Regions from separate parts of the Mus musculus genome. Here region 1 is linked to region 2. Evidence: chromatin loops called from intact Hi-C (ENCODE). Cell type or tissue: left cerebral cortex. All regions are shown on one strand. Links, peaks and the distances in the headings refer to the core of each region. The heading gives the core; the rest is flanking DNA.

Region 1 (5,395 bases), core at 146-5,145, 55 kb after region 2:
TGTGTCTACATAAATAAAATATGTGTAAATCCACTTTTCAAAGCCATATTTTCTGTATTCAAGAAAACAATTACAATATAAAGAGTGAAGAGCTTAAATAAGGTGGAAATCATTAAAACCTGTCCAGGTCAAAAGGTCACAACAAGACAACTGAATAATTTTACAAGTATGGTAATAAATGGAAACTCTATCAAAGATTGGGAGAACCTAAAACTTCATAGGACAGTGACTATTCTGTTTTCTGTTTATCTGTCCTCCTTCCTTTTCTGTCTTTCTGTCTATACACCTCTCTGCCTATCATCACTCTACCAAATTACTCTATATGAAGTACAAACCTGCTAACATGACATTTTTGGAGGCTTATGTAAGTTAAGAAATTATAATGGGAAATTGGCTTATTTTATGCTATCTGCTTTAGATATGACCTGGATGGCATTATCCTGAGTGAGGTAACCCAATCAAAAAAGAACTCAAATGATATGTACTCACTGATAAGTGGATATTAGCCCAGAAACTTAGAATCCTCAAGATATATGTTACAATTTGCAAAACACATGAAACTCAAGAAGAACGAAGACCAAAGTGTGTACACTTTGCCCCTTCTTAGAATTGAAAACAAAACACCCATGGAAGGAGTTATAGAGACAAAATTTGGAGCTGAGACAAAAGGATGGACGATCTCAGACTGCCATATCCAGGGATCCATCCCATAATCAGCCTCCAAACGCTGACACCACTGCATACACTAGCAAGATTTTGCTGAAAGGACCCTGATATTGCTGTCTCTTATGATACTATGCTGGGGCCTAGCAAACACATAAGTAGATGCTCACAGTCAGCTATTGGATGGATCACAGGGCCCCCAATGGAGGAGCTAGAGAAAGTAACCAAGGAGCTAAAGGGATCTGAAACCCTATAGGTGGAACAACATTATGACCTAACCACGAACAACATTATGACCTAACCACTACCCCGGAGCTGTTGACTCTAGCTGCATATGTACAGAAGATGGCCTAGTTGGCCATCTCTGGAAAGAGAGACCCATTGGACACACAAACTTTATATGCTCCAGTACAGGGGAACGCCAGGGCCAAAAAATGGGAGTGGGGGGGAGGGGAGTGCAGGGGGAGGGTATGGGGGACTTTTGGGATAGCATTGGAAATGTAAATGAGGAAAATATCTAATTTAAAATATATATAAAAATGGGTGCTGACTTAGCGAACATCCATTGAGATCTAAATTTTCAGTGTAATGTTTGTTCACAAAAGTCAGCCTGATAGAAAGGAAAGCATAAAACATTGTTACAGATCAAGATGCCTGTTACTGAGAAGACAAAGGGAATTCAGAAACACATGCCATAAAGCTGAGGCATTTACAGTGTCTCCAGTAGCTGATTGCTAGTGCCAGAGCCCAACTGAAGAAAGGACATATAAGCATGGAAAGAACTAGGAAAGCAGCCTCTGCATAAGCACTGTAGGAAAGAAAGTATAATATTTTAAATGTGAACTAAGGAAGGGTGAGTTACACGAGGAGACAAGCAAGCACAGAATGAAGTCAAATTTAAAGCAATATTGCTGCTCCTATATGAAGCTGGATTCTGTTCTGATTACAGAGAAGTCATTGGAAGGCTAGTGTTAATGGACTATAAACATTTTCAATGCACAAGAAAAAAATATCAGTGAAATGATCTTAAATTGAAGACTTTAGACACTTAAACTGACTGTGAATACTAGAGCAGTTGATTGAGATTATTCAAAATTGGGAGTGGTAGAATTAAGTTTTGTGCTACTCAAGATGTGACTTCCATGTATCTATCTGATTGCAATCACCTAATCCTCTGATCTTTTCAAATGGTACATTTTCTTTCCTTTTTTTGCCCCTTTTATTTGTCTAATTGTTCCCAAGCCAACCAGAAACTCTGAAAAGTGGTGTGTTTTGCACCAGGGAAGAAACAAAAACAAAAACAAAAACAAACTACATATGGAGATTTGGAGTATTTGGAGAACTCTTAAATGACTGTATGTGCAGTAAATAACACGTGAAATGATTTTTAAACTTGGTATCAAATAAGCACATAATAAAAAAATTAGTTTACTTTTCCATGGATCTGTGAGGGTTTTTAATGGTTCATACCTGATGAAAGTGCAGTGCTTTAATCAAGTAATATCAGCTCAGAACAATTATGAAAATATTCAGGATATTTATTGAAAAGAGAGAGAGACAGAGATACACAGAGAAAGACAGAGACAGGGAGAAAGAAACAGAGAGAGATACAGTGAGAGCAAAGAATTTATAAATAAAGCAAAGAAATGTCACTGATACCTAACAACAGTCCCAAGACAAGATATCCATAAGCCCATTACAGGGAAGGTTGCTGGTAGGCTGCCTGTGCTTCTCAGTGTAAGCTGTTTCCATGACTTCACCTAATTACATGAAATGTTACAGATGATAAAGAAATGCCTCATTATTTTAAATGCCAATATCTTTATTAGCATATCTCCCCTCAGTTTCTCAATGTAGTCTTTATACAGACATTCTTTTCTAATTTTACTTTAGAGACTTCATGTGTTCTGTCAGCTTATATTTATTATACTAGACTCCTAATTTTATAATATGACTCCTAATCTGGTATTCTTTTTAAGTTTAATATGTATTTTTAAATCAGTTTTGTAGTCTCCTTGATCATAGTCAAAGCTTTAAATATGTTATCAAGAACACAAGATGACTTTGTTTTTAAGATATTTCAATGACATCTATTCAGAAATATTTACATTATCATAGTGAAAGAAAGAAATGTCTCAACTGAAATAATAGATTATATTTCCATGTAGCACATTCTAAGTAAAATTGTAGCTGCAAAATCATTCTATTACTGTCAAGAAAATTTAAAAATTTTAAAGGTTTTAAAAAGAAGTCTTGCAAATAAAAATAAGCTTTGTAATATTTTTAAATATAAATGAATCTGGTGAAGTATATTTAATCCTTTTTCCCAAATACAACTTTGTTTAACTTAACACATGAGAGGGAAAGAAGTACTAGATTTATTTCACCATCTGGTAAGTATTTCAGTTCATGTGATTGTACTTTTGAAGAAATCATTTACATGGACCTCAAACCAACCACCATCTCTTTTTTACAATGCTCTGTCTCTCTGTGTCTCTGTCTCTGTTTCTATCTCTCTCTCTGTCTCTCTGTCTCTCTGTCTCTGTCTGTCTGTCTGTCTGTCTGTCTGTCTCACAGCTTCAAAGGTAGTCGAATTTACTACTCTGGAGGGAAATGTGGTCATTACAGTGTCTTTTCCTTTAGAAAAGACAGTAAGCATATCAGAGACTCTTCTCTGCAAAGTGGTTCAGAAAGGTCTTTACGGAAATACAACCAGGGTGTAGCACTAACTTCCATATTTTAAGAAATAGTCTTTTGGGCAGGAATTTAAAGGCAATTAAACTAAATAACAAATAAATAAATATAGTCTCAGAAGCTTTGAAACAATATTTGAATGTTAAGTATTGATATATAGTAAAAGAACACAAATACTATATCATCTTATTTATTATTTAAGTTTATATTAGTATTTTTTAACATTTTTAACCCTTTCAGTTAGTAGGTTTACAATATAGATCTTGAAACTGTAAAAACATAATTCTTTTTTTTTTTTTTTTTTTGAGACAGGGCTTCTCTGTGTAGCCCTGGCTGTCCTGGAACTCACTTTGTAGACCAGGCTGACCTCGAACCCAGAAATCCGCCTGCCTCTGCCTCCCAAGTGCTGGGATTAAAGGCGTGCGCCACCACGCCTGGCGACCATAATTCTTATTAAATGACAAAGATAACATTAATGTCATCTTTTGTAATTCGGTAAAGAGGAAAGATTTAAGGACAATTCAAATAAGACCCAAGTGGTTAAAGAATTGTTTCTTCTACTAGAAAAATGTGTAACTTTTTCACAAAAATCTGTGCATTATTGATAGTTTCTGTGAGTTAATTTTGAAAGCTATAGATTTGGGAAATCATCTGGTGAACAAACAGCATTCAAAGACACCCCCTATGTGTCTTTGAATTAAGAAATTCAGGGCTATTCACTGGAAGGTTTGAAGCAGCCACTGATTGGATGTTGTCACTTCCCTTCATTTACCCATATGGAGGCTAATATGAATAAAGCTTCTATCTTATCATGTAAAATAAATCCAAAAGATATACTAAATTTCTAATATAATTTTATATAACATTGAAAATTTAAGAAAAATTTATAAATATTGAGAATTTTATACTTATTTCTCATTTATTCCCTATAGCATGACATTTTAGTTAATTTGAAAAGAAACTCAGTTATTTAGAACAACCTTTTAAAATCATATAACTGGATATTAGCCAAAAATAAAAGTACAGAATATCCAAGATACAGACCACAGAACTAAAAAAAGGTCAACAAGCTGGTTAGTTCATATTGTTTTTCCACCTGTAGGGTTGCAGACCTCTTCAGCTACTTGGGTACTTTCTCTAGCTCTTCCATTGGGGGCCCTGTGTTCCATCCAATAGATGACTGTGAGCATCCACTTCTGTATTTAGCAGGAACTGGCATAGCCTTACAAGAGACAGCTATATCAGGGTCCTTTCAGCAAAATCTTGCTGGCATATGCAATAGTATCTGTGTTTGGTAGTACCGCCCAGAGCTTGTGTCTCTAGCTGCATATGTAGCAGAAGATGGCCTAGTTGGCCATCATTGGGAAGAGAGACCCCCTTGGTCTTGCAAACTTTATATGCCCCAGTACAGGGGAACACCAGAGCCAGGAAGTAGTTGTGGGTGGGTAGGGGAGCAGGACGGGGGAAGGGTATAGGGGACTTTCAGGATAGCATTTGAAATGTAAATGAAGAAAATATCTAATAAAAAAATTGAAAAAAATAAGAAAGGTCAACAAGCTGAAGGGTACAGGTGAGGATGCCTCAGTCCCACTGGGGAAGGAGAAGAAAGCAACCCCAAGGGGGGTGTAAGGGAGGGACCTGGGAAGAAAAGGGAATTGTGTGCAGCAGGGGAAGAGGGGAACATGATTTGGTATTGTGTGGGGGGAAAGGACTGAAGCCCTGAGAGCCAACAGAATAAATGAAAACAGGCAACCTAGGGAGATAGAAGATTGGGGATACCCTCCGGATTGTACCAGAGACCTGGGATAGAAGACACTCTCAGGACTCAAAGAGAGGGACCTTAGATGAAATGCCTGACAGTAGGGAGAGGGAAGTTATAGAGCGGGCCTCCAGCAGGAAGACAGGGTATCAAATGAGGGAGGGGGTTGTCATTCCACCGTCACAACTCAGTCACTTAATTTTTCCTGTCTGAAAGAAATTCAGGAATCGAAACAGAGAGGAGCCTGAGCAAAAGAAGGTCCAGCAACAGGCCCAAAGT
Region 2 (5,395 bases), core at 160-5,159:
AGGGCTGTAAGACCATTAGAATGTAGAACCTTGCTGAAGTGAGATGGTGATTTTGGATGAGCCTTGAGGCTTATAGCCCTGCCCGATTTCTTGGCCTTCTCTAGGTTCCTGATTATTAATGTTAACATGTGCTGCAAACGTGTGCCCTTACTGACATGCTAGACTGCCTTCCTAAAAAGCAATGAGCAGAAATAAAATATTTTATCCTCAAGTTGCTTTTGCTCAGCCTTTTGCCAAAACAGCAAGAAAAGTAGGTGATATTATGAAGTTAACCAAAGTTGCTATGAGTACATTAGGGCATTAGTCTGGGTCAATAAGACAGCACTTCATAATACTCTACCCCACCTTCCAGATCTTACACTCTTTCCAAATCATCTTCATTGACATTTCGTAAGCTTTGTTGTGTTGGGGAAGATATTGATGTTCTGTTTAAGGCAACATTGAGTCTATTATTCTAAGTGCTTTGACCAGCTATTCATTTCATTGTTGTCTGCTACCCACTGCAAAAAGAAACTTCTCTGACAAAAAGGTTGATGGAAGGCCAGCTCTATGAATATAAACACAAATATTTTGAAGAGACTTTGGCAACACAAGCACTTAGCAAACTAACAGCTCCATACTTGGCCTTATGACTTGTTGACAGCCTATTTTTGTTTCGTATACACATAGAATTACAAAAATAAAGGTTCAGTGGTGAATAGATAACATGGACTATAGGACTGAAAATTTAAATTGAAAAATATAGTTATCGTTCAGAGAATACAGGTTATATTTAGAGCAAGTGTGTGGGGCAGTGGACTCACTGAGGAAGCCTGGTCCTTTGTTTTTCAAACTGTTTATTGTCATGGTGGAAAGTGGATGCATAAAATCATTCCCCATTTCTCAAGGTGGGCTTGAGATTAAATACCATTTTCAGGGAGGAATGTCTGGGAAGGGAATCTTATGGGCAATGCTTTCCGTGCCTCTAGGTACCTCACTAGTATAAAGATCTCTGTCTTGAGCTTATGTGACCACAAGTCAAGTCATTTTTTCTTTTCTTTCTTTCTTTTTATAAAGACAATCTTTAATTGGGGCTGGCTTACAGGTTCAGAGGATCAGTCCATTGTCATCAAGGCAGTAATTTGGCAGCATCCAGGTAGGCATGGTTCAGGAGGCGCTTCTACAATTTCATCTGAAGGCTGTGTTAGGGATGCTTCATCTACATGTAGAAGAACTTGAGGGATTGTCCTGATGTAAGGGGATGGGGGAGGCTGTGACAATATGACAGGGGCCTGTGCCAAGGGCCTCTTATCATTCCTTTAGGGTCTCCAGGGCTTCAAGCCTTTAGCTCAACCAAGAACCAGGCTTCCAATCATGGTACACTGCACCCCCCCCAAAGGAACTAAATACAAGGAAGTTTTTGGTAATAAAGGTGGGGTATGATGAAGTATATATTTTCAAAGAGATAACCGGACAAACCACATAGAGGAGGTATAGTAAATATGGGTGTGGATATCTACAGAGAGAGACGAAAGCTAAAGAACGCACTGGTTTTGAGTTTTGGAAACTAGAAGAAAGCTTGTGTTGTTCTATAGATAGTGATTGTGATGGATGATAGGTGAATTTTCTTATTAGGATGTGTTGACAGTGAGAGATTTCTTGACAATCAGTGAACAAGTTATGGGGAAGTATCTGGAATTATTAATGTACATATTACGAGCATGTGGGTGAAATTTGGAGTTGTAGGAATAGATTTGAATTCAAGAAGGAATTTCTGGTGCAGAAGGCATCAGCATGGTAAATTTTACACATTAAAATTAGAGAACTTCAGTGTTATGTTTTCTTCACTTCCTCCTTCACCATAATTTCCCAAGAGATATGGAAGATAAACAGTATTTTGTATTATAAATCCTATGTGACTCATCTACTATCTTACTTTACAATATGTATTGTATCATGTACTAACAATAGTAGTCTGCTTAGAATTGCTGCCTTAATATCAATTCTAGAGTACTGGGCTAACTCAAATTGAACATATCCTGAGCCTAATTCTGATCTATTCTCAACATGACTTTCTCAGTTTTACTAAAAGCACTCCCCTTTGTTCTGTGTATCAGCTAACATACTGACAGTATCCTGTCATGTCTCTAGCCATTTCAACCATGAGCACTGGTCTGCCTTTAGTATTGATTCAAATTGCAAGCTGTAAACTCAGTCATACTAATGCTTATTGTTTCCAGGTCTACAGCCACATGTGTTTTTAACTCATTGTTTTCAATTCTTCTAATGGATATCACTGAGCCTCAATGTTACCTTACCTTTGTCAACATAGGTCAGTAAATTTATTCTTCAGAATCTTTGGATTTTCTGATACAGTTTCAGAAGAGCTGTTTTCCCCACATCTTTGCATGAATTGCCCTAATTTAATTCAGGTCTCTCCTCAAATAAACTTTAGAAAGGATGCATATAATTACTGTGGTACTTTATTGCTCATGATTTTTTTGACCTTATTGTCTTTATTTATTTAATGAAAATACTAATATTTTATTATTCATCTAATTATACTTTCATCTGTTCATTATTTACCTCTGTCATTGGTATTTAAATCATATAACAACAATTCCTATTTATTTATTGGAAGGACTTAAAATACCATGATGAATGAATGAAAAAAAGGTGGAGGTCTATAAAAGATTTAGCAATGCAAATGTTTCATATTTGTCTCAATGCTGTCTCAAGTAGAACTATTGGACTAAATGAAGAGAAAATATTTAAAGATAGAGAAATTTGAAACCTAAAGCATTCTTTGGTTACTTCCACTAAGGCATTCACATATTTGGCCGTGAAAAGCCTGCATTTTCTATCTGAGCAGTCATGTTTCAGCTCTTGCCATTATGTTTGCCTTAAGAATCTTTGAAAAGTGCAACCAGACTGCCTACTTCCAGAAGGTTTTCTTTTCTTGTGCTGAATGTAGGCCTTTTATATTTAGAAGCACAAACTCTTTCCTAATTATATACAACCTACTGTTCTAAATTCTGCATTCCACTTAGCAGTTTAGTGCTGTGCGCTTTTCTCGGTACCAATTTTGGTGTCAGAAATTTGACATTTAGATTGCTTTTGAAAACCAATGGCAAAGTGGAATTCATACTGAATAAACCTTGCCTTTGCTTTCATAGTTCCATTTCAATTGTCTTTTCATTTATATACAATGATCTATCTGCAGTGTCATGGTGCCAATTAAAATACTCATCTGGATTTATAAATTCAGAGGAAATGTTTATTATCCTCGGTGGGATAATTTTGCTAATTGTTTTCCTCCAAACAAGGAGGGCTATAATGAAATTTGCTTAGAGCATTAAACATCTGTAAATGGCTCATATTTTTTAAGATCCTGTATTGTATAGGGATAAAGTAAGGGGAACATCAAAATACTAAGTAATTTTGATATCAGCTAGTTGTCATGTCTCTGAAATTTTCATGATATGATTTCTCCTGTGGAACTGCAGTACTTTTGTTTTTTGATGTGTTAGTTTGAGAGTTCTTTCTCCCCCTCATTCTGTTTTTGTAGCCCTTTCCTTATGCGTTTATGATTTGTGGGTGTAAAGCATGTGCTAAACATGAAACAGTGTGTTCATTACTATGTGTAGCTATTTATAATAAAGTGTGACTTTACGATTAAATGTTAATTTAAAAATAAAAAGAAAATGAAATCCAGCCTCTTTATCTTAGTGCATGTGCTGTTTAGTAAAAAAAACAAAAACAAAAAACAAAAACAAACCATTGAAATTGACTATTTTAAATGTGTCCTATAATGTCTTTGGTAAAATTTTGTAATAGAATAAAAAATAGTATTTTCAAAATCCCCCCAGGAAGTAGTCTAATGTTAGTCATGCTAGAAGGTAGTTTGAAAAAGGGCAAACTCATTAAATGATTTCTATGTGAATATTTTTATCTATAAAGTAAGAGTGAAATTATTGTGTTTATAGTTTATCCTTGAAGTACGTTTTCCCTTTCATTGTGAAATGAAAGTAGTTGGTTGTATTCCCAAACATTAGCTAAACTCTGAAGCCTCTCTTATAGCTTTTGGTTGTTTAACATTATCTTTCACTACATGTAACAAAGACAAAACAAGAATTGCCCTTGACATTTGGACATTAGAGATGAGAAATACTGTATACCAGAACATTTTGTGCTAGAGATTTGTGAAATTTATCACACAAAAGGTGTGTGAATTGTATTTATATCAGTCATATTTTCCGTGAACTTTCACATTCTCTAACGTAAAACTTTCTGTTTTTTCAAACGCTGTAAGGCAATTTTGCAGACAACCACTGCTGGCTTAGTTTTGATTTAAGCAAGCTGGATATTATGTTTTGCTTTTAGTTCCAGTAAAAGATTTAAGGACTTTTCTTTAAGAAAAGACATGATAACCTGATTTGTATTTTAATAATTTTATTGCATATAGTTATCATATTTTCTCCAAATATCTCTGTTTATGCCTTTGTATTTCTTTAAATTGAAAGGTAAATAACTTAGTAATTGAAATTCTACTAATTTTAATGCTGTAAGAAATTTTAAAATACATAATACAGGTGACATAATGAAAGACAGAGGGAGAGAGAGAACTGAATGGGAGAGGGGAGAAGGGGAAAAGGGGAAAATGACCAAGTATTGGAGGGAGGGGCAAGAGTGAAGCCCTGAGGGCCAGCAGAAAACAAAAATAATATATACTTATCAATTCTCTAACAGTAGTTTTACTTTGAAATAGAAGATAAAAATAGGGAATATGCTTTTCATTTTGGATGTCAAAATGTAATTACCATTGAAGCATTTTATAACATTGATCATCTTTTACAATTCTATAAAGCATAGCAGGATAGAAGTAAGAAAGCAGAAGTATGAAGAAATCATTGCAAAACTGTGTATTATTATTGGATTTGGCTTATATTATCTAATGATGAATTGTAACTTATCAATAATATTTGTGTTTTCTACTGTTCTTTTTTATTTTTAAACAATTTCTGTGATACTTATTCTTCTTGAGCAAAGTTTTATCCAATATAAAGTGCTGATGCCTACTCTCAGTATAAATGTAAAAGTAGAAAATGAAAGAAGAATATCCATCCAATCAAGATGTTAATACTATATGCAAATGTCTATCAAAGCTATCCTGATGAGTGGCTATGCTACAGAGAAAAATGTCCATTGCCAACAATGTAAATATTGAATCTCATGCCGGGCAGTCATGGCACACAACTTTAATCTCAGCATTTGGGAGGCAAAGGCAGGCAGATTTCTGAGTTCGAGGCCAGTCTGGTCTACAGAGTAAGTTCCAGGACACCCAGAGCTACAAAGATAAACCCTGTCTAAAACAAAACAAAACAAAACAAAACAAAACAAAACAAAACAAAACAAA

Evidence for each region. Peaks named below come from ENCODE experiments on the same cell type or tissue, not always from the same donor. Only the 100,000 strongest peaks of a DNase experiment are listed, where the experiment ranks them.
Region 1: it touches region 2 in a loop (5-fold over the local background); 2 of 42 quality-filtered maps call a loop at or near these places.

Annotation. Positions count from the first base shown.
Region 1 is chr14:88,595,947-88,601,341 of GRCm38, forward strand. No RefSeq gene overlaps it. Among named protein-coding and RNA genes, the nearest start is that of Gm41225, 37 kb to the right of the region's middle. In left cerebral cortex, for the core only: no CTCF peak of the experiment used is centred there; no DNase peak of the experiment used is centred there.
Region 2 is chr14:88,540,850-88,546,244 of GRCm38, forward strand. No RefSeq gene overlaps it. Among named protein-coding and RNA genes, the nearest start is that of Pcdh20, 72 kb to the left of the region's middle. In left cerebral cortex, for the core only: no CTCF peak of the experiment used is centred there; a DNase peak (open chromatin) is centred at 2,942; H3K27ac peaks cover 460 bases.